Linked DNA regions of Homo sapiens: all the other regions are linked to region 1. A link is a contact called in ENCODE Hi-C or POLR2A ChIA-PET data. All regions are on one chromosome and are shown on one strand. Each heading gives the region's core, a stretch centred on a gene start or an enhancer-like site at or near the end of the contact. The rest is flanking DNA. Distances are from core to core; before and after follow the strand shown. Region 1 holds the start of STAT6 (signal transducer and activator of transcription 6). Region 2 holds the start of PAN2 (poly(A) specific ribonuclease subunit PAN2). Region 3 holds the start of STAT2 (signal transducer and activator of transcription 2). Region 4 holds the start of TIMELESS (timeless circadian regulator). Region 5 holds the start of TSPAN31 (tetraspanin 31). Region 6 overlaps RBMS2 (RNA binding motif single stranded interacting protein 2).

Region 1 (3,464 bases), core at 354-2,853:
TTGCATCCCCATTTCCAGGTTCAGGGAGGACTGGGTAACCAGTGGTTTCCCAGGGGCCTCTCAGTTCACGTTTCTCATAATATCCCTCTCCCAGAGATGAGGGAGAGGATGGGATGACAACTCCCCAGGTCTCCCCAAACCCAGTAACCCCAAGTCCTCCTGTTGCACGTTCAGCCTCTCACCTCTCCCAGGCCTCTCAGAGGGATGGAAAATGGAGAGGTCCCTTCTCTGGACGTTTCTGCTCCAAGACCTTCATGCCCCTCTTTCCTCCAGTGCCCACTTACCCCAGCTCTTTTCTCCTCAAGGCAGAATCCTTACCCCTCCTGCTCAGGTTCCTCCAATAGGCCTTTCTCTAGCCCAAGAGAGAAAGGTCCTCTGGAGTGAGTGGGCACCGCTTTCCTCTGCATCCCCTTGCAGAGTGACCAGCCTCCTGGCATGGCCCTGGCTAGAAATATCCAACCCCTCTTCTTCCCCAGCCATCAGGAGGACACATTTCTCCCCACCCCAACCCATAACAAGGCTGGGTCGATTGGCTTGACCAGGACAGGGGCACCTTTTGTCTTCAGCCCCTTGAAGGGGAAGGGAGGGAGGAGCCACGGCGTGAGGGGCGGGGCCAGTGTTACCTCCCAAACTCAGAAGGGAAGCGCAAGGTCTGGGATCCTCGTCCGCCCGCTTGGTGGCCTAAACTCGCTTATCTCAACCCCTATCTGCCCGAGTCCTCTGATTGTGGGACCACAGGATCGAAAGTTAAAACAGCTTCTCTGAGTTGCCCAATGCGTGAATGTGGCGGTGGGGGCAGGCGGGGAGGTGGAGCCAGTTCAGCACGAGGAGGGTTAACTCGGCGCCGCCGCTGGGAAATCTCAGCGTCTACAGCAGCCAAGCGTGGAGCAGTTTTGAGGGGGAAATTCCCCCTCGTCTGGGCCACCATGAGGTCTACATCTGGGGCTTGCTCACGCCCCAGCCACACCCTTGAACAGGAACCTTTAGTGGAGGGCAGGATAGGGGTTTAACAAGGATCCACTGCCCTCTGGCATCAACCTTCCAGGGAGGGGCGGCCACTTCCCCCGACTCAGGGCAGAGGGGCACTCCTTCACCTCCTTTCCCTGACTTTCCATGGCCCTGGGGGTGCAGGGGTGAGGCTGTGAAAACGTGACCCATGGGGGAGGGGAGTACTGAGGCCTGGACCCTCCCAGATTCCTCCAGGAGTTCGAAACTGCTAAAACCCAGTGCCACCAGCCACCAACACTAGCTGAAACCATCTCTTGGGGACCATCCACCCAGCCAGGGGAGGATCCCGAGAGCTCCCCCCACGAATCCACCCCCATGCACTCATAGAGGCCCCCGCACCCACCTCGGAGGCAACCCCTCACCTCGGCAACCCCTCTGCTGTCTTCTCCCTTTCTCAGCGGGCACTTCCAGGCCCCATAGGTCTGTAGCTCTGTCCAGCGAGTTCAAGGCTGGCCCTGCTAGCACCTCCCCCCTTCCACCACCACCACCAAAAAGAAAAATAAGATAAAGCACACACATACATACACACACACACACACACACACACACACACTCCTCTCCCGTCCTCCCTCTTCAGTGTAAGCAGTGGCTGCCCCAGCCCGCTGTTTCCGGCTTCTCCTTCTACCCAGGTCCCTCCCTGGAGCTCTGACGACACAGAGAAGAGAAAGTGGGCTGGAGGAGGAAGAGGAAGAAAGTGGGGTGAATATGTGTGCCTCCTGTGCCGAGTGGGGGAACACGTGGGGGATCAGGACTGGGGTCCAGGCCTTGGAGCCAGGCTTGGGGGGAGGCTGACCCCCACTTACTCTGTCCCCCTCAAAAGCATCAGCTTTTCTCCAGAAAGTCACCCAATATCAAACAGAGATTTGCCACCCCTAACTGCCTGGCTCCCAAACTCAAACTCTGCCAAGGGCTGGGGTTTGGACCCACAAGGGACTGGGCTCCCCAGGGCCTCAGGAAAAGTAAATCCCTCTGGACTCTGCGCTCCCTCCAGTGGAGGACCCTAAAAAGCCGCCAGGGAGCTCGATGCCAGCCAACTCCTAGGTCCCCCTCCCTTCCGGCAGGGAACGCCTTAGAGGTCGGTCTCGTGACCACTGACGGGAGGGAGTGGGGGAGGGGAACCCTCAGCTCAGAATTCTGGAAGACTCTAGGAGTCCCTTGGACTGAAGCTGGTCTTTGCTCTCTCCTCACAGGGCACCCCTCCTGAGACTGTGGTGGGAACCAGCACAAGCCGGAGCTGCTGCCTGCAGATTCACAAGGGGCAAGTTTGAATACGAATCTGCTGTGTTCCTATCTGCCAAGTTCCTATATGTTTCTGGGGTAAACACTGAGACACGCCAAGAAACAAACACACACATGCACAACTTCCCTGACCACAAGACTACACACACACACACACACACACACACACACACGTGCAGGCAGGCTCACAAACAGAGCCCATTGCAATCACAACACCACACACACACACACACACACACACACACACACACACACACAGTCTTGCTCAACTTCTGAGTCATCAACATAACTAGTGGAGGGTTCTGCAGTTTTTGCTGGGGGAGGAGCTGGAGGAGACCAAGGGATCCAGAGAGGCCTTTACTCCCGGACACCTGAGAGCCCCGGTGTGTGGAAGAGGTGGTGTCTGAGGGGCGGTGGGAGGAAGTTTCTACTCCCCTCCTCCCTCCCATAGCAGGGGCTGGGCTGAGGGGCCAAAGCTAGGCCTATGCTGCCCCCTGGTGCCTGAATTGATTTCCAGAACCAGCTCCTCCTCCTCCATCCCTTGCTACCCCGCAGGTCTGTACATGAGTGCACGTGTGTGGACCCAGCCAGGCAGCAGAGGGTTTGAACACAGCAAAATATAGCAGTTAAAAGACTGGACTGTGGATACAGGCTGCTTGGGTTCAAATCCTGCTAATGCTGCTAACCACACAACCCTGAGCAATTTACTCTGTGATTCATTCTCGTCATCTGTAAAATGGAGCAAATAAGTCTTAACCCATAATGTGAGAATAAAATGCAGTAAAACATCTGAAGGCTTAGAACAATGCCTGACACACAGTAACTGTCAGGCACTATTTTTATGGTTCATAATAAACCAGGTATGAGGAAAGGAGAAGGGTCTCCATCCTACATAGAAGTCCCCAGATTTGGGGGTCATGTTACTGCCAAAAGGATATTGAGGGTGTATGTGCGTATGTGTTTGCTGTGTCTGCAGGACAGTGAATGGAAGAGAAGGGAGAGCAGGGGTGGAGGTGGCAGGCAGGGACTCTGTCCATTGGCTTGTCCAACAAGCCATGCTAGGATCAAGGTGTGTGCACATACGTGTTCACGGCACACGTGCTTTGTATGTGCTCCCGAGTGCCCACTCTGCCTGCAGACATCCACAGACAGTAGGTGAAGCCAGGTTTCACCATCTAAGGGTGTCAGAGCTACAAGTCCCCAAAGACTTGGAGAGG
Region 2 (3,464 bases), core at 256-2,755, 780 kb before region 1:
TAAAGTGGGAGGATTGTGTGAGCCCAGGAGATTGAGGCTGCAGTGAGCCATGATCACATTACGCCATTGCACTCTGGCCTAGGCGACAGAGCAAGACCCTGTCTCGAAAAAAAAAAAAAAAAAAAGGGATGCCTCCTGAGAAAGAATATGTCATTTACTCCTAGATCCTAGATTCTCCCTTTATCCCTCCAACCAGACCCAGCTGTCTCATCACTACAACTCCTCGGTACTGGCTATCTGCAAAGCAGCTTCCTTGGGTTAAGACCAGATAAAGACCTTCAACATCTTTCAACCCTCACAAAGGGGTACAGTTCTTACCCCGTGGCTCCCCACCCACAGCATCTCCTCGTGCAAGTCAAAGTGGGAGACGGAAACAGGTACACCCACTTCAGCCACCACGCTGTGCAATTCAGAGTAGACACCTTCCATTATGTGCACTGATTCCTGGACGGGAAGAGCCTCCAAGGCCACTCCCTCTGGGTCCAGCTCCACATTCTGTAGCAGACTTGGGTTCAGGTGGGCATCCAAGACAGGGTCCAGGGCAGAATGCATGGCTGGGGCATATTCTGCCAGTCCAGGGTCCAGACCCTCAAAGTTCATGATGACGATGGCAGCTTACACCTGTGTCACACCCTCCCTTACCACAGTCCCTTTAGATGCCTGACCCAACCTTCAGCAAGACAGCACCGATGGGCCTAGAATGGACATCCTGGCCTGTAAGGGGAAAGAGGTAGCTGAGTCAAGGGTAGGCCCAGGTACTGGTACTTAGGGTCTTCTAGGTTATGGGGGCAGGAGGGAGATGAGGCAGGCATGAGGGATGAGACTGCCAGCCAAAGGATGAAGCAGGCGGGGGAGGGATGGGCAGTGGGGGTGGAGGTGGTAGAACTGTTGTCCCTATCCCTCCTCCGCTAGGCCCTCTGTACTCTCCACCACCCCATTATCTAACCTAATCCTTGACTTCCCTTTCTTCTCACTTCGGACTGCTCACTTGCCTTGTTCAGCCCTGAATCATCAGGTGAAGGGAGCGAGAATTGCGGGGGTTGGAGTTAGGTAGAGGGATTTAAGGTGCTTTCTCCCAGAATTGGGGGTGAAAACGGGTGGATTGGACGGTGGGGAGAACGAGAAGTCAGTTTCCTAGAATCCTCTCCAATAGCTACCCAGGATTCTCTAGAGGAAAACAATAATGGCCAGTTACCCACAATTGGGGCGGGGGCAGGGGAAGGTGACGGAAACGGCTAGTTACCCAGAATTCTCTGGGGGAACCAGAAAAATCGGTTATCTAGAATTCTCCCACGGCAGCGGTGAGGAGGGGGATAGGGCAAGGGTCAGATGTGTTCCTGGGATGCTTACGGGGAATGGGTCATTACCAAGATTTCTCCATGGCGGATATTTTGGAGCGCGTGGAATTAGAACGAGTAGGGGGAGCGCAAGCGCTGTCAGCTCCGCGGGAAATTCCAGTTTCCCCAGTTCTCCCCCACGCCTAGGGCTCAACCTAACCACTACGGCGCCAAGGACCGGGGTCCGAGGCGCTTCTTCCAATCAAGAAGGGCTCGGGGCATATTTTAGCCAATCAGAAGGGCTCCGGGCGCATCTAAGCCAATCAGAAGGAGCCAGGTACGGCGACCCCAGGAGAGAGCGTGTGACGCACGCGCCGGAAAAAGAGGTTACGGGGCGCCGGTGGGACAAACGCAGCCAGACGCCGGACTTGTTGGGTGGCGTTAGAAAGTAACTCTGTTTTTAGTCTTCTTGAACAAAATTACGTCTAGGTTTGAAAACCAAACTTTTATGCTTTCTATAACTTTAGGAACTCTAAAATAAGGGACACACAAGGCAAAGCACTAGGAGTCGCTGTTGGGTATTCCCAGCGGGGCTTAGTCTACCTCCTCTTCCTGCGGTGCCCTAGTGAGCCACTCCGCCACCTCTGACCCTGTTGCCCCCAAAACTCGCTGGCATTTCCTATTATTTCCAGATATGGGAGAGAAAAAAAAGGAAGCGGGAGCCGGACTCCTGACACAGTCCAAGTGGCTGCATCTTCTACAGGCATCCATCTGAAACTCCCATCCGTGATTGTTCCCTCCCCAGAGACCCCGGTAACATTCCCGGGTAACAAGATGCCCCTGGTTATCAAATTCCCCTAGCTCTTGAGGCTGGCTGGACGTTATCCCTCAGAGGGGGATGAGCATGGCAAATTGGGACTTGTTATTCTGAAGGATTCGTGGGTCCTGTGAACTCTAATTACTTTGAAATGGGTCTAGGTTGTGAGATGTCTCAGAGCACTTTAGCTCAGCTGTTATTACTGTTTCTAAAGGCCACATAAAGGGACTCTGATGGGAGACATTCCTCATGGAGGATTCAATTCTATAACATTTCTCTCAATAAAGGCTGGTAAATAGACCTTCATTAAAGGAACCAAGAATTTAAATTTCTAGGACTCAGAGGGGTGGGGTCCTATACCCAGTCAGAGATCCTACCTAGAGCCTAGACCAAGAGAAAAACACAGATGGTCTCTCAAACTGATTTGATCTGACTTCGCAGGTCATTAGATATAGAATCTCCGAAAAAGGTGGATGCTGAGAGACATAGACAGTTCCTACACTTTAAGAAATCTCCATCTTGAGGTCTCAAATTGAGAAAGACTTAACAGACCCATGAGAGTTACAGATCCCTAATAACCTGGGCTAAATAATCCATGTCTGCCGGGCGCAGTGGCTCACGCCTGTAATCCCAGCACTTTGGGAGGCCGAGGTGGGCGGATCACCTGAGGTCGGGAGTTCGAGACCAACCTGACCAATATGGAGAAACCCCGTCTCCACTAAAAATACAAAATTAGCCGGGCCTGGTGACGGGAGCCTGTAATCCCAGCTACTTGGGAGGCTGAGGCAGGAGAATCATTTGAACCTGGGAGGCGGAGGTTGCAGTGAGCCGAGATGGCACCATTGCACTCCAGCCTGGTCAGTAAGAGCGAAACTCCGTCTCAAAAAAAAGAAAAAAAAAAAGAAAAGAAAAAAGGATACTGTGAGGAGACACAAGAGCATCCATGACATAGATTATTTAGCTCAGCTGTAATTACTGTTTCTAATACAGTAATATTAGATGGTGATCTGCCTGCCTCGGCCTCCCAAAGTTCTGGGATTACAGGTGTGAGCCACCGCGCCCAGCCTTTTTTTTTTTTTTTTTTTGAGACAGGATCTCACTCTGTTGCCCATGCTTAAGCGCATTGGCCCTCTCACTCACTGTAGCCTCAACCTCCTGGGCTCAAGCGATCCTCCCACTTCAGCCTCCCAACTAGCTGTAACTACAGGCACTGGCCACCAAACCCAGATAATTTTTTTTTTCCTGTAGAGGTGGGGTTTTGCCACGTTACCCAGGCTGGTCTTGAACTCTTAAGCTCAAGCGATCCTCCTGCCTCGGCCCCCCAAAGTTCTGGGATTACAGGCATGAGCCACCATACCTGGCGTACAGTA
Region 3 (3,464 bases), core at 585-3,084, 750 kb before region 1:
TCTTGCTCTGTCACCCAGGCTGGAGTGCAGTGACACGATCTCGGCTCACTGCAAACTCTGCCTCCCGAGTTGAAGGGATTCTCCTGCCTCAGCCTCCCGACTAGCTGGGATTACAGGCGCCCACTACCATGCCCAGCTAATTTTTGTATTTTTAGTAGAGATGGGGTTTCACCATATTGTCCAGGCTGGTCTGGAACTTCTGACCTCAGGTGATCTGCCCACCTTGGCCTCCCAAAGTGCTGGGATTACAGGGGTGAACCACCATGCCCGGCCACCTGAAGCTTTTTTAGGAGCCAAATCTTTTTGGTGGTCAGGTAAGTACACCATATAAACTGCCCTCCATATAGGAAGGAGGAGCTCCATTCTAGAAGACATCTAAATGCTGTGCAATGGGTGGCTCAATCCCAAGAATATGACACGTTTATGACCTGTGAATCTTGAATATGATTATAGGTTATCAACTTTGTGAGATCCTGAAACTTCACTTAAAATTGTTGCCTGTAATCCCAGCTACTCAAGAGGCTGAGGCAGGAGAATGGCTTGTACCCAGGAGGCAGGGGTTGCAGTAAGCAGAGATCACATCACTACACTCCAGCCTGGGTGACAAAGCAAGACTCTGTCTCAAAAGAACAACAAATTGGTTTTTGCCTGTCACCAAGCAGGCTGTCCCATGCATCTTTCTCCCCACTGTTCCCTGCTCACTGCCAGCTGGTGTCTATTTAGGAAACTGAAACTTATGCTTGTTGCAGCCTGAGCCTAACAGAACAGAATTCATGCATATTTGTGGTCTAAAAAGGTCACATGATTTTATTACAAAATAAAGAGAAATGCTTGGGGTGGGAGAGTCTTCTACTAACATGAATAACATCAGCTGCCTTTCTACCTCCAGCAGGAACAAGGGAAGGGAGGGATTGGGCAGGGGCTATTTTCATTTTAACTCTTTTAGTAGTGCTTGATTTTTAAAACTATGTATCTGTATTGCTTTTATGATACCAAAAAAAAGTTAAAAAAATGATCAGGTGGCCAGGCATGATGGCTCATGCCTGTAATCCCAGCACTTTGTGAGGCCCACAAGACGAGAGGATGGCTTGAGCCCAGGAGTTTGAGACCAAGCTTGAGCAACATAGTGAGATTCCATCTCCAAAAAAAAATTAATGATGAGGTCCCAATTCTTGAGGATTTAAGTGTCTGATATTAAAGGAGCAAGTCAGCAAAGATTCAAATATGAAAACAAAACAAAAAACCTGGTCTCCCCAAATGGATTGCAAACACTGAGGTTAAGGGCTGAAACAATTTTTTCTCATTATCTCTCATTCTTAGGCACATATTTTGCACTCAAGAAGCTTTTCTGAAATGAACTGAATTTTGTGTGTGACCTTAGGCAATCGTTTCATCTTTCAGTAGCTTATACTTTTTAACAAAACAAGGATAATAGATTTATCTATCTTTGTTTTTAGATTTATCTATCTTTGAACATCGTTTTTTGGTGAAGATAAAAAATAATGCAGAGCAGAGGGAAAAACGTCAGATACCGAACCAACATAACAATGCCAGATTCCGGGTCTCGGAAGCTGCAGGGCAGTTTTGGGAGAGGGGCATTAGGGTTAGGGAGATAGGCTGGACAGAAGAAGATCGAGGACCGAGCAGGCGACAGCTCCTATTTCAATCTGGGGACCGAAGCTACCCTCTCCAGGGGGTAACCCCTGGGGCCAGTCGCCCTTCCCTCGGAGGAACTCTCACTCTCACCCCCACCCCTACCCCAGCACACCCTCTCAGGGCCCGTACCTGATTAGGGTTGCAGTCCCCGCGCCCTCCAATGGCTCTGGTCGCGACTTCCCGTCCCTAGTATGAGCTCGGGTACTAGAACCTCGCGCCCCGCCTACAACTTCGGCTAACCCCCCTCGGACCCGCCCCCTTGTAGTTGGCAGCGGAAGTCCGGAGCGGCCCCCATTCCCAGCCGCCACCCCGACACTGGCTGCCATTCAGTCAAGCCCTTCCCAGACTGCGAGCTCACTGGCGCCGCCGCAACTCCGCCCCTCCGCAGGGCGGGACAAGCTGAGCCGAAACCACACCTGCAGCTTCAGCGATTGGTGGAGAAGTTCAAGTAGGCACTTTCTACGAGGGGAGGAGTCCAATTAGTGGACTAGCCCAAGACTGAAACAGCTGATTTTCGAGAACCCGCGCGTGAGCCCCGGAACCGAAACTAGCTTGAGGAGCCTGGAGACGCCAAGGGCTCCATGGGAAGGGGTGGGACCGGAATTTCGACGCCTTGGGATAGGAAGAGGAGGGCTGAGGTAATGAAAACAATTTTTTTTTATTTTTATTTTTTGAGACATGGTCTCGCTCTGTCACCCAGGCTGGAATGCAGCGGCGCGATCTCGGCTCGCTGCAGCCTCGACCTCCCAGGCTCAGGTGATTCTCCCGCCTCAGCCTCCCAGGTAGTTGGGACTACAAGCGTGCATAACTCCGCCAGGATAATTTTTTGTATTTATTGTAGAGACGGGGTTTCGCCATGTTGCCCAGGCTGATCTTGAACTCCTGACCTCAGGTGATCATCCCGCCTCAGCCTCTCACAGTGCTGGGATTACAGGCGTGAGCCACCGCACCTGGCTAATAGCTATTTATTGAAAGTACTGTGATAAGCATTTTAGATTCATTGTATCATTTTAAATTTACAGGGCAACTCATTGAGGTTAAAATCATTCTATCTCCTTTAGAAACTTCAAAACTGATCTTAGTTCAAGAAAGAAGTTACTATTCAGTGATCACCGAGGCTCTAACAAGTGGAGCCTAGATTCGAAACCAAACCCTGTGACTTCAACACCCAAACATTTACGTTCTTACGTTTTACTGTACAGCCTTCCTCCTGGATAAATCAGATTAAAATTTTGAAGACATGTATATAGCTTGTCAGGGTAGTACAGTTATTAATTCTGTGGTTACCACATTCTTTTATATCTCAAGACTCCCAGCCCCAGGATCTAAGTCATAGCTCTTGATTATGGCCCACCCCCAGTAGGGAGCTGAACTTACTACTTCTGATATGAAAGAAGCCAGAGTAGTTGTTTCTTCCAAGTCACTCACATCTGAGATGGCCCTCAAACCCTCCTTGGTGGTCTCCGGCTGAGAGATGTTTGCGTCTTTCTGATCTTGGTAATACTGGATCAACTGCTGAACCCCAGACCTTAATGCAGGTTTAAGTGCAGCACTGATCGCTAGACCCATAGGCCCCCCTGACATCCCAGCCATGGTCATCAGAAGGTCATATCCCAGATCTATGGCCCCATCTCGGCCTCGTTCCCTGGCCTTGCCCAGGCAGTTTTGAGTAGCATAATACAAAGCTGTGCCCAGGTTGTAGAAGGTTCCCACTCCTGGCAGCAGCTGGACTACATTGTGCACAGCTTGCTCCTTCTCATTCTCACAGTCCTCTGTCGGGAGGGAGCGCCCGACCCTTCCTGTGCTTT
Region 4 (3,464 bases), core at 451-2,950, 660 kb before region 1:
CAGTGCCCCTGGTAATAGAGGGGGGTAAAAAACTTCAGGGACACACAGGAAGAAGTGACTAACTTGGCATAGGAAGCTGGATACATTGATTTTCAGAGGGACAATTAAGCTCAGTCTTCAAAGAGAAGTTCGCTTGGCAGAGCAGTGTCAAGATCTTCCAAGCAGAAGGAACAGCAGGAACTAAGTACTGAGATATGAAAGAGGGCAGCCACAATCTTTCCACGTGGCCAGGAGTCAGGTGCGTAAGAGATTTACAAAATGAGATTGAGAGGGTCAGGGCCAGACTGAGAGGCCACAGACACCCACCTACGGATTTAAGGCTAACTGTGGGTGGTCAAAGAGGAGTTTTAAATTTAACATCAGATGATCTACCTTTACTTTGTACAAAGTACTAGTAGGGCCGGGTGTGGTGGCTCACACCCGTAATCCCAGCACTGTGGGAGGCCGACGCGGGCGGATCATTTGAGGTCAGGAGTTCGAGACCGGCCTGGCCAACATGGTGAAACCCCATCTCTACTAAAAATACAAAAATTAGCCGGGCGTGGTGGCGGGCAGCTGTAATCCCAGCTCCTGGGGAGGCTGAGGCAGGAGAATCGCTTGAACTGGGGAGGCGGAGGTTGCAGTGAGCCGAGATCGGACCACTGCACTCCAGCCTGGGCGACAGAGCCAGACTCCATCTCAAAAACAAAACAAAACAAAACAACCAAAAAAAACAAACAGGCCAGGCGCGGTGGCTCACGCCTATAATCCCAGCACTTTGGGAGGCCGAGGCGGGCGGATCACGAAGTCAGGAGTTTGAGATCATCCTGACCAATAAGGTGAAACCCCCATCTCTACTAAAAAAAATACAAAAATTAGCCGGGCATGGTGGCGCGCGCCTGTAATCCCAGCTACTCAGGAAGCTGAGGCAAGAGAATCGCTTGAACCCGGGAGGCGGAGGTTGCAGTGAGCCGAGATGGCGCCACTGCACTCCATCCTGGGCGACAGAACGAGACTCCGTCTCAAAATAAAATAAAATAAATAAAAAATTGAAAGTACTAGTCGAAGCACGAATGGCAAAGAATTGAGAGGCTCAAGGAAAAAAGCTTCATTAGCGGCTGAGGTCCAGGTGACAAACCCGAACAAGGCAACGAAGGGAGGGAGTGAGAAATCCGTTCCATAAAACCCACGATATAAGTAAAGCGGCCTGTGAATTCCGACCACTGCTGACCGCCAGGCCACACACCGGTTTTTTTCAGGAGGTCTCAACTAGATGCTAAGCTCCGAAGTGGAACTCCCTCAGGCACTTTCTGTTCTAATTCAGGAATTCCAAGCCCCTTTCCATCACAACCCCATCCCGCGGGAGACCCAAGCTGTGCGGAGCAGCGTAGGGCTAAGCCCGCGTCCGGTGAGACCCGGGAACGCGGCGCGGGAGACTAAGGAGCAGAGTACAGAATTGCGCGTGCGCGCCTGCAGCACGAGCCCCGCCCCCTGGCTCTAAACCGGGTGGCGGGAAAAGGGACTCAGCGTTTCCCGAGAATGCCCCCATAGCTTCGAAAGGATCCCCGTGTCCGCTTAGCGCCCTCTCGCCACACACTCACTCACCCGCTCCCTGCGGGTCCTCAGAAGCCCGGAGGAGCCACCGGCCCTCTGGCGCGGGGCCGCAGCCTTTCCGCCACCAGGCTCAGCTGGACCGGTCCCCGCCTGCGCGAAGAGCGAGGCGGGGCGAGCCGGGCTGGTCCACGTGACTCCGAGCGAACTGGGGCGGAGATTGGTGAAGAAGGAAGGAAAAGGGAAGCGAGTGCAGGGACTGTTTTATGTGAGGTCGATCTAAAAATCACAGCGCTATGAATTTTCTGCTGAATTATAGTAGAATCAAAGTCCGATTAGAGGTGAATTTACAAACATTCTTCCCCTTCTTCTAGTCAAGCGGACTATTCCAAGTCTTAAATAGTTAGTTAGAAAAGTTAGGTTTTATTTGGGAGGAAGTAAAGAGCTGAAGTACAGGGAGGAATGGTCTTCTGGGATAGGGGATGTCCGTTGTATTATAGGTATAAATTTAAAGCTTTCAAAGTATGCAAGAGGCTCATAAAAGGAAGAAAGCAACCGTAAATATTCATTGAACAGTTGAGGGTCTCTTCTGGCCTCTGCTGAGATGATCTTGCCAAAAGGAAAAGAAAATAGGGCTGTGCTCTGGCCCCCTGTAATCCCAGCTACTGGGGAGGCTGAAGCAGGAAGATCGCTTGAGCCCAGGATTTCTAGACTGTAGTGTGCGATGATCGTGCCTGTGAATATCCATTGCACTCCAACCTGGTCAACATAGTAAGACCCCCTCTCAAAAAAAAAAAGAAGATAGGGCTCAAACAAATAATAATCTCCTGAATTATTAAGCATTTGAATAGAAGGAATCAATTTCTGGGGTATGAGGGAGTTAGAAGAGATTTGCTTCAAGATGAAAGGACGGATGACAGAGAAATGAAAATACACAGACACAAAACAAGAAAAAAAACACGGAACTAGTGATAAAAGCAGAAAGATGCCATTTGAGGAGTGTTTTGATTTGCTCTAAATAAATTAGAACAGAGTCAAAGCCTCTCCCCTCATGCCCCCTACTACCACCCGTTCATTTATTTGCTCCAGGAATCAGATTTCCTGTGTTGGCCTTAGGGAACAATTGTGGGGCTTAAATACCATCTGCCAGGCAGCCACAACAGTGGATGTCAGGCTGACCAGTTAAGCTGCTTAATTTTTCTAGATTCTAGGCTTGCCCAAGCTCTATTTAGGTTGGAAGCTCTTTGGCCCAGGACCTCTGAAGAGATCCATTATGTCAGAATGAACACAACCAGCCAGCGGATGTAGACAGGTTTACGTGGCTTTACAGAACAGCTAAATCCTAGTGTTCACTTTTCTCAGAGCTACTTCCCCACCCAAGTCCCTGGGGCAAGCATCCCTAAGATAAGTAGGCTATATATTCCCATTAACTTCCCCCCAATTCTTCGGTACACCTACATCCTGATCTGGGGCTAATACTCCGTTTTCACCACCCACCTCCCTTGAGTCCCTTCTCCTAACCCTTGGAAGCCTTGTCTCCTCCACTTCTCTCCATCTGCCTCGTGTGAGGAGTAACTCCCTGCTTCTCTGTTCCCTCAGAAATCAAGAGCCACACACTTGACTGGCAGCAGGGTAAAGGCCAGAAACTTAAGGTGTCGGTTACCCAGTACTCACCATACTGGGTCGAGGAAGGGAGGTATAGGATGGCACCTCTTTTTGCTTCCTTAGCTCTCATGCCCCAAAACTCAGACACAGCCACACTCACATTCATATGCACAATCAGCACACACGGCGAAGGGTGGTGGGATGGGGAGGAAGGGAAGTTTGCACCAACCAGCTCATGAATGCAACTTGAAAGATTTCACACAGCAAAAGGAAAAAAAAAAAAAAAACAACCACATACATAAGTTAAAAAATAAAGAAGTACATGACCC
Region 5 (3,464 bases), core at 553-3,052, 630 kb after region 1:
TAGGACCTCAAAGAAAAGAAGGTAGATGAGGAACTGAAGGAGACAATGAAGATGGGACTTGGGGTAGGAAGGGGATGGAGGTGGGGAGTGAGGGGGTGGGAGGTAGGAGGTAGCGGGTAGTTTGACCTAATTACTTTGTTTCCACCGGACGCCTGTAATCGTAGCACTTTGGGAGGCCGAGGCGGGCAGATCACCTAAGGTCAGGAGTTCGCCACCAGCCTGGCCAACATGGCAAAACCCCATCTCTACTAAAAATACAAAAAAATTAGCTGGGTGTGGTGGCGGGCACCTGTAATCCAGCTACTCGGGAGGCTGAGCCAGGCAGGAGAATTGTTTGAACCCGGGAGGTGAAGGTTGCAGTGAACTGAGATCGCGCCACTACACTCCAGCCTGGGCGACAGAGGGAGACTCTGTCTCAAAATAATAATAATGATAATAACTTAATTACCTTGTTTCAAGACCCAAACACCTCTCTCGCCCTGTCAAACATCTATTCTCCTGCATACCTTTTTGGTATTAATTTCTGTAAGAGTTTATATAAATACTGTGTAGTTAAAGATAAGGGAATTGAGGTTGGAATTGCCCACAGGAACCTGTAAAATGACCTGAAAAGTAATAACTAACATTGAGTGTTTACTATATGCCAGGTACTGTTCTAAGTATTCTACATATATTAACTCATTTAATTCTTACAACCCAAGAGGTAGGGTGTGTTGTTATTTATCCCCATTTTACAGATGAGGAAACACGCACAGACAGTTTCTAAGTGCCTGGCCAAAGGTTACGCAGCTAGGAAGTGGCAATCTGACTGTGGCAGTAAGTCTATAGAATCTAAGTACACACAAACTTAAATCATTCTGTTGAGTTGATTGGAGGGTTTTCTTTTTTGTTCCTACTGTTTCTTTCTCCTGGGGAAGAGAAGGATTATGCCTTTCCCTACCCCCGTGAGAAGGACGGTTTGTCAAAGCACTTACTAGATAATAAAGTTGTTGATCAGCCTACCCCCAAGTGAAAAGGTGGAGGCTCCTTCCACTTATATTTATGTAAATGAGACTCTTCCTCTTGCCTGCCGTTTTTTTGCAAGCCCTAGATCAGGCGTGTACTCTGAAAATGCTGAGCACACCCCTCTGTGCACTTGTGGCAATGCCACATACAGGAATGCGCTGGCCTGAGGCCGCTATTTCCACACTGAATTTCTGGTATATTCACACCCCTTTAGGAGGAGATATGGAACAGGACATGGGTACTAGAGGACACACAAACGTGTGATGATTTGCTGGGTGTTGCTGTGTCCAACCCGCGGACTCTGCGGCCGGGCTAAATAAGCTCAATATGTGGCTCCTTTGGGTGTTCCCGAGCGTGACGCAATAACAAAACAATGGCGTCATCGTGAGGTCACTGCAGAACAGGGGGAAGGGGGTGGGGAAGGGCCCTCCTTCTACGGGCGGAGCCCTTTTTGCCCAGCTCTCAGAGCGGCCCCCTACCCGCCCCTCCCGCCGTCTCCCCTTCACCTAAGTTCCTCCAGAGCCGTCTCCCTGGGAATTAGCCCTCTCCTAACTCCGACCACAGAAAGCTCAGCTTTCAACCTAAGCTTTTGGAGTTTAGGCTGTAGTCCCTAAGAGAGTCTCTAGAAACCCTGCCCCTAGTTTTAAGTTTCGCCCAATGAAAAAACAAAAGGAGAGGGACAGAAGGCGGGTCGGTGACGTAATGCGGGTTGATTGGCATGCAGGCCTTGGACGTCCAGGATTAGCCACGCATTTCGCCAATCCAGAGGCAGGGGAGGGACGGTGCAGGCGCAGAGTATTGGGTTTGGCTGGCCTCGATTTAAAGAGACAGAAGCTGTCGGGGTCCTGGAAGACGGTCCCCAATACCCTCCCCCCAAGTCCTTGGGACCACTTGGGTCCCCAGAGCTGGGGAGATGGTTTGTGGCGGCTTTGCCTGCTCCAAGAATGCGCTTTGCGCTCTCAACGTGGTCTACATGGTGAGGTTTTGGAGGTGGGGGAAGCTTCAAGGCGGAAAGGCCCCGTGGGGAGAATCTCTAGGGTACTTCCGGTGGGGAGAGGGGTGTATGGGGGTTCCGGGAAGATTCCCAGGAACTTCCGGCGACGAGGGAATTCCTGGGGACTTCCGTGGGAGAGAGGAGACTTCCGGTTGATTAAGGGGGTTTGTCTGAGGGTGGGGGAATGAACTGAAGGCCGTGGGCGTAAGTTCCATACCTCCTTCCTGTGAACCTCAGTTTCTTCCAAACTGGAAGTGATAGGATGATCCTGAGGGTTCATCTTTTGCATTCATACTACCATCCCTGCCACCCCCTCCCCGCCATCCTAGCCATTCTAACCTTTGGGAGTGCCTAGGGATGCTCCCGGTGCGGATAGCACCATCCCCAGCTCCCATTCACACACTATTCCATTATTCCTTCCCCCTGCCCCGCTCCCAAGTCCTCTTGTATGGCCTTGGGCTGTGCCGCATGCTAGAATTGTTGAGATGTATCCTGCTCTTTCTTCGTAGCTGGTGAGCTTGTTGCTCATTGGAGTGGCTGCTTGGGGCAAGGGCCTGGGTCTGGTGTCCAGCATCCACATCATCGGCGGAGTCATTGCTGTGGGAGTCTTCCTTCTCCTTATTGCAGTGGCTGGACTGGTGGGTGCTGTCAACCACCACCAAGTCCTGCTGTTCTTTGTATCCTGACCTGAAGTGATGGGGGCAACCGGGGGCTTGGGAGGGCTGTCATCTAAGGAAGATGTTAGAAGGGTAGGGGACCTCAGGGATCTTGGACACGTCTCCTTGCCCTGCCCTGTCCCATAATCTACGAAACAAGAGCTGATTTTATTGCTTTCAATTTGACATGGTGGTGTAAGTTCTATGAACAGATGAGACCAGACAGTTATTATAGATGAAACATAAAGGAATCTAGGACTTTTTTCCATAACCTTTCCTCTCAGTACATGATCATCCTTGGTTTGGTCTTCATCTTCCAATTTGTAATCTCTTGCTCATGTCTGGCTATTAACCGAAGCAAACAGGTAAGACAGTACCCTTTCAAGTACTTACTTGCTTTTTAAAATTTTCCTCTTAACCTCGAACTCCTTCCTTAGTCTGGCCCCAACTACCCAAAGATCATCCTTAGGTGCACTGCTTCTGGCCTCTTGGGCTATTTGCTTCCTCTGGGATGTCTGGTTAATTTTCCATGAGGATGATCTAGAGAACCTCAAAAGGTAGATATTTATCGTGTCTATAATTGTTGCACACCGTTATGCTTCTGTTTGACTTCCTTTGCTGGGCTAGGGAAATTGAGGCACTTGAACTGATAACAGGATGTAGGGAGACTTAATTTCCCTCTACCCATATCTTTCAGACAGATGTCATCAATGCTTCTTGGTGGGTCATGAGCAACAAGACTCGGGATGAACTGGAAAGAAGTTTTGATTGTTGTGGCTTATTCAACCTCACAACCCTGTATCAACAAG
Region 6 (3,464 bases), core at 447-2,946, 540 kb before region 1:
GTGTTGGCTTTGCAAGGTGAGGATGGCAGGAGTGGGGAAATGATGAGGTTAATAACAAATGTCACTTGGGGGTCACCAGAAAACAAAATCTATGCCTTTCCCACACAAGGTCAAAATACTTTACTATTATTCAAAAATACTTGATGGTAAGTCAAAAGTTCATTTTAGGCCAGGTGCGGTGGCTTACACCTGTAATCCCAGCACTTTAGGAGGCCAAGGCAGGCATATCACCTGAGGTCAGGAGTTTGAGACCAGCCTGGCAAACATGGTGAAACCCCGTCTCTACTAAAAATACAAAAATTAGCCAGACGTGGTGGCGCATGCCTGTAATCCCAGCTACTCAGGAGGCTGAGGCAGGAGAATTGCTTGAACCTGGGAGGCAGAGGTTGCAGTGAGCTGAGATCGCACCACTGCACTGCAGCCTGGGGAACAGAGTGAGACTCTGTCTCAAAAAAAAAAAAAAAAAAAAGGTTCATTTTATTATAGGTTACAATACTCAAAAACCCATTAGCCCCACCTAAATATTTTTTTTATAAAGATGGGGTCTTGCTGTGTTGCCCAGGCTGCTCTTGAACATCTGGGCTCAAGTGATCCTCCTGCCTCAGCCACCTAAGCAGTTGGGATTACAGGCATGAGCCACCACACTCGGCTAAGCTCCCTACTACTTCCTAGGGAAGTACTCTAGGCTTTGTTCCTTTAATCCAGACCCAACCAGAGTAAAAAATTCTGTATATTCTTATAGTTTACTGAGTATTTCTCATCTTGTCTCATTTAATCTTTACAACATCCCTGTGAGATAAATATTCTCTATCTTACAGATGAGGAAAGTGAACTCTTCAGTAGAAATGATTTGCCCAGGGTCTTACAGGAGTGGGTGTTAGAGCAGAGCCCTGATCCTTCTGGCTTTGAGAGCAGTAGGATGAGGTAGAAGTTTTGATCTTCCTTTTCAGATCTGTTGGGAGACCTGTATTCCAGAACAATTCTGCACCTGTGATATCAGAGCTTGTGAGCCTTGGTTCACTCTCTGAAGTGGAGATTGATTCAGATGAGTAATTTTCCCACAGTATTCCCTATACCTGCAGTTTTCCCAGGTGCCCTTCTTTGGGCTTTGGTATCTGCCCTCACTGTCGTAGGGTATCAGCCTCCCTTAGCCCACTTAAGAAATGGCTCTGCTTTTATTTATTTTAAGATTTTATTTGAAAGGAGATTCTTTTGACTTTTTTTTTTTTTTTTAGTTTCAAAATGACTGGACTAAGTGAGCCAAGCACCCCTTTTTGCTTTATATCTTGTCTGGTCCGTGAACACCCCCTTACTCTGAGTGTTTCAGACCTTGGGAACAAGAAATAGTTTCTCTTGGCTGGGCGTGGTGGCTCACGCCTGTAATCCCAGCACTTTGGGAGGCTGAGGCGGGTGGATCACCTGAGGTCAGGAGTTTGAGACCAGCCTGGCCAACCTGGTGAAACCCCGTCTCTACTAAAAATACAAAAATTAGCTGGGTATGGTGGCGGGCTCCTGTAGTCCCAGCTACTCGGGAGGCTGAGGCAGGAGAATCACTTGAACCCGGGAGGCGGAGGTTGCAGTAAGCCGAGATCGCGCCATTGCATTCCAGCCTGGGCAGCAAAGCGAGACGCCATCTCAAAAAAAAAAAAAAAAAAAAAAAAAAGAAGAAGAAGAAAAGAAATAGTTCCTCTTCCCCAGCTGACTCAAGCTTAGTAGCACCACCTGCTGGCAATCCCGTGTATATCTAAAGGAGAGTTCCTAGGCTTGGGACCATCGAACTTATTTTGCAGGTTGAGCAGAGGTTCTTAACCTTTCTCAGTTTGTGCCACCCTTAGTTATCTAATAGTTTTTCACCCTAGACCAAAAGAAATACCTAACAGTTCAATTTATTAAGTAACTGAATGGTCCACACTTTTTTTTTTTTTTTTTGAGACGGAGTCTCGCTCTGTCGCGTACCACAGGTGCGTACCACCACGCCTGGCTAATTTTTGTATTTTTGTTGTTGTTGTTGTTGTTGTTGAGACGAAGTCTCACTCTGTTGCCCAGGCTGGAGTGCAATGGCACAATCTTGGCTCACTGCAACCTCTGCCTCCCGGGTTCAAGTGATTCTCCTGCCTCAGCCTCCTGAGTAACTGGGATTACAGGCGCCCGCCACCATGCCCAGCTAATTTTTGTATTTTTAGTAAAGATGTGGTTTCACCAGGTTGTCCAGGCTGTTCTCGAACTCCTGACCTCAGGTTATCCAGCCGCCTCAGCCTCCCAAAGTGCTAGGATTACAGGCATGAGCCACTGCGCCCAGCCAGTCCACACAACTTTTTAAAAAAATTTCCTGACAGCAGTAACTTCATGGTCCATACAGCTTAAGAAGTGTTTATGCTTTAACAACTTTGTAGCTGTTTGAAAAAATAATACACAAACATTGAAAGAGAGCATGTCTTTATTTCATTCTAACTATACTTACTAATGGAATATGTGCCTGTTGGAATTGCACAACTTCTCAAAATTTGGTATCAGAATGGACACCTACACACTCATTTCCTGTTACGTATTGGTTTTCTTATGGTATTTGCTTTTGTCATAGCAACTATTTAAACCCAGCTTTGTGAAAATATGATGTTATCTATCAAAAGGATTGTAGGGGGAACTAATGTTGAAGCAGTGTACAATTTTGAGTTAGTAGTGCACACATTCTCCAACAGATATTGCTGTTTTTCTTCAAAGAGTTAAAATAACCCTCGTTGTGACCCTCTGAGTTCACCACAGCCACCCACAGTGCCTGAGAGCACAGTTTAGGAACTGTGGCTTTAGAGACTTTTGAAAAACTATGAAATCTCTTATATGTTTCTATGTTAATGTCTACAAGTTTTCTTCATATATTCAGATTCATGCAAAGTATGATTTCCAGCAAATTATAAATATTGGCATTTAAAATAAAACTGTTACTTCGTTTAAAAATGTATTCAAATGAGATCTAAATATCATAGCAATCTGATACACAAATCATTCATTTAAAAAATACCTGACTTTGGCCGGACTCCGTGACTCACGCCTATAATCCTAGCACTTTGGGAGGCCGAGGCGGGCGGATCATGAGGTCAGGAGATCGAGATCATCCTGGCTAACATGGTGAAACCCCATCTCTACTAAAAATACAAAAAATTAGCCGGGCGTGGTGGCGGGCGCCTGTAGTCCCAGCTTACTCGGAAGGCTGATGCTGGAGAATGGTGTGAACCCGGGAGGCGGAGCTTGCAGTGAGCCCAGATTGCACCAAGGCGCTTCAGCCTGGGCGACATGCACTTCAGCCTGGGCAACAGAGTGAGACTCGTCTCAAAAAAAAACCCGACTTTGGGAGGCTGAGGCGGGCAGATCACTTGAGCTCAGGAGTTCAAGACCAGCCTGGGCAACATGTGAAACCCCATCTCTACAAAAACAAAACAAACAAAAAAAATTAGCTGAGCATGGTG

Evidence for each region. A loop is a pair of places that touch in the nucleus more often than their neighbours do. ChIA-PET counts read pairs that join two places held with the same protein, here RNA polymerase II (POLR2A). Pooled maps may share reads with other maps.
Region 2: a pooled map shows a loop between it and region 1 (6-fold over the local background). The contact joins the promoter of PAN2 here to the promoter of STAT6 in region 1. A Hi-C loop is called at or near these places in 6 of 50 pooled maps. POLR2A ChIA-PET finds 5 or more read pairs at or near these places in 5 of 52 experiments (CD4-positive, alpha-beta memory T cell, GM10248, HCT116 and 1 more).
Region 3: a loop to region 1 is called in a pooled map, with 7 times the contacts of the local background. The contact joins the promoter of STAT2 here to the promoter of STAT6 in region 1. A Hi-C loop is called at or near these places in 1 of 37 single-sample maps with no recorded cell type and 6 of 50 pooled maps. POLR2A ChIA-PET finds 5 or more read pairs at or near these places in 6 of 52 experiments (B cell, CD4-positive, alpha-beta T cell, CD4-positive, alpha-beta memory T cell and 3 more).
Region 4: a pooled map shows a loop between it and region 1 (6-fold over the local background). The contact joins the promoter of TIMELESS here to the promoter of STAT6 in region 1. A Hi-C loop is called at or near these places in 4 of 50 pooled maps. POLR2A ChIA-PET finds 5 or more read pairs at or near these places in 3 of 52 experiments (A549, WTC11 and activated T-cell).
Region 5: a loop to region 1 is called in a map of naive thymus-derived CD4-positive, alpha-beta T cell, with 4 times the contacts of the local background. The contact joins the promoter of TSPAN31 here to the promoter of STAT6 in region 1. A Hi-C loop is called at or near these places in 1 of 168 maps with a recorded cell type or tissue (naive thymus-derived CD4-positive, alpha-beta T cell), 1 of 37 single-sample maps with no recorded cell type and 8 of 50 pooled maps. POLR2A ChIA-PET finds 5 or more read pairs at or near these places in 2 of 52 experiments (CD8-positive, alpha-beta memory T cell and activated B cell).
Region 6: a pooled map shows a loop between it and region 1 (4-fold over the local background). The contact joins the enhancer-like site here to the promoter of STAT6 in region 1. A Hi-C loop is called at or near these places in 5 of 50 pooled maps. POLR2A ChIA-PET finds 5 or more read pairs at or near these places in 2 of 52 experiments (OCI-LY7 and naive thymus-derived CD4-positive, alpha-beta T cell).

Annotation. Positions count from the first base shown.
Region 1 is chr12:57,109,759-57,113,222 of GRCh38, forward strand. It overlaps STAT6 (signal transducer and activator of transcription 6), which reads right to left and starts at 1,604. Exons shown (of 22, transcript NM_003153.5): 1 at 1,371-1,604. It overlaps LOC124902946 (a long non-coding RNA gene), which reads left to right and starts at 964. Exons shown (of 2, transcript XR_007063334.1): 1 at 964-2,083; 2 at 2,199-3,121. RefSeq lists enhancers at 730-1,677, 1,678-2,623 and a silencer at 2,663-2,822.
Region 2 is chr12:56,332,495-56,335,958 of GRCh38, forward strand. PAN2 (poly(A) specific ribonuclease subunit PAN2) reads right to left here and starts at 1,506. Exons shown (of 26, transcript NM_014871.6): 1 at 1,368-1,506; 2 at 319-714. The coding sequence starts at 600. RefSeq lists enhancers at 1,342-1,511, 1,637-1,856, 1,774-1,943 and cis regulatory regions at 1,411-1,442, 1,427.
Region 3 is chr12:56,358,273-56,361,736 of GRCh38, forward strand. It overlaps STAT2 (signal transducer and activator of transcription 2), which reads right to left and starts at 1,835. Exons shown (of 24, transcript NM_005419.4): 1 at 1,786-1,835. It overlaps APOF (apolipoprotein F), which reads right to left. Exons shown (of 2, transcript NM_001638.4): 2 at 2,296-3,464. The coding sequence ends at 2,953. RefSeq lists enhancers at 702-901, 733-902, 1,978-2,157, 2,228-2,317.
Region 4 is chr12:56,447,726-56,451,189 of GRCh38, forward strand. It overlaps TIMELESS (timeless circadian regulator), which reads right to left and starts at 1,701. Exons shown (of 29, transcript NM_003920.5): 1 at 1,585-1,701. MIP (major intrinsic protein of lens fiber) reads right to left here. Exons shown (of 4, transcript NM_012064.4): 4 at 1,777-3,464. RefSeq lists enhancers at 582-1,102, 1,125-1,244, 1,355-1,444.
Region 5 is chr12:57,743,237-57,746,700 of GRCh38, forward strand. It overlaps TSPAN31 (tetraspanin 31), which reads left to right and starts at 1,803. Exons shown (of 6, transcript NM_005981.5): 1 at 1,803-1,981; 2 at 2,509-2,676; 3 at 2,940-3,020; 4 at 3,353-3,464. The coding sequence starts at 1,919. RefSeq lists an enhancer at 2,534-2,613.
Region 6 is chr12:56,571,840-56,575,303 of GRCh38, forward strand. It overlaps RBMS2 (RNA binding motif single stranded interacting protein 2), which reads left to right. Exons shown (of 14, transcript NM_002898.4): 5 at 1-16. Among named protein-coding and RNA genes, the nearest start is that of RBMS2, 52 kb to the left of the region's middle. Within about 2 kb of position 1,697, at least 4 of the 41 ENCODE cell types and tissues checked have a DNase peak (open chromatin) inside an H3K27ac peak, as active enhancers do.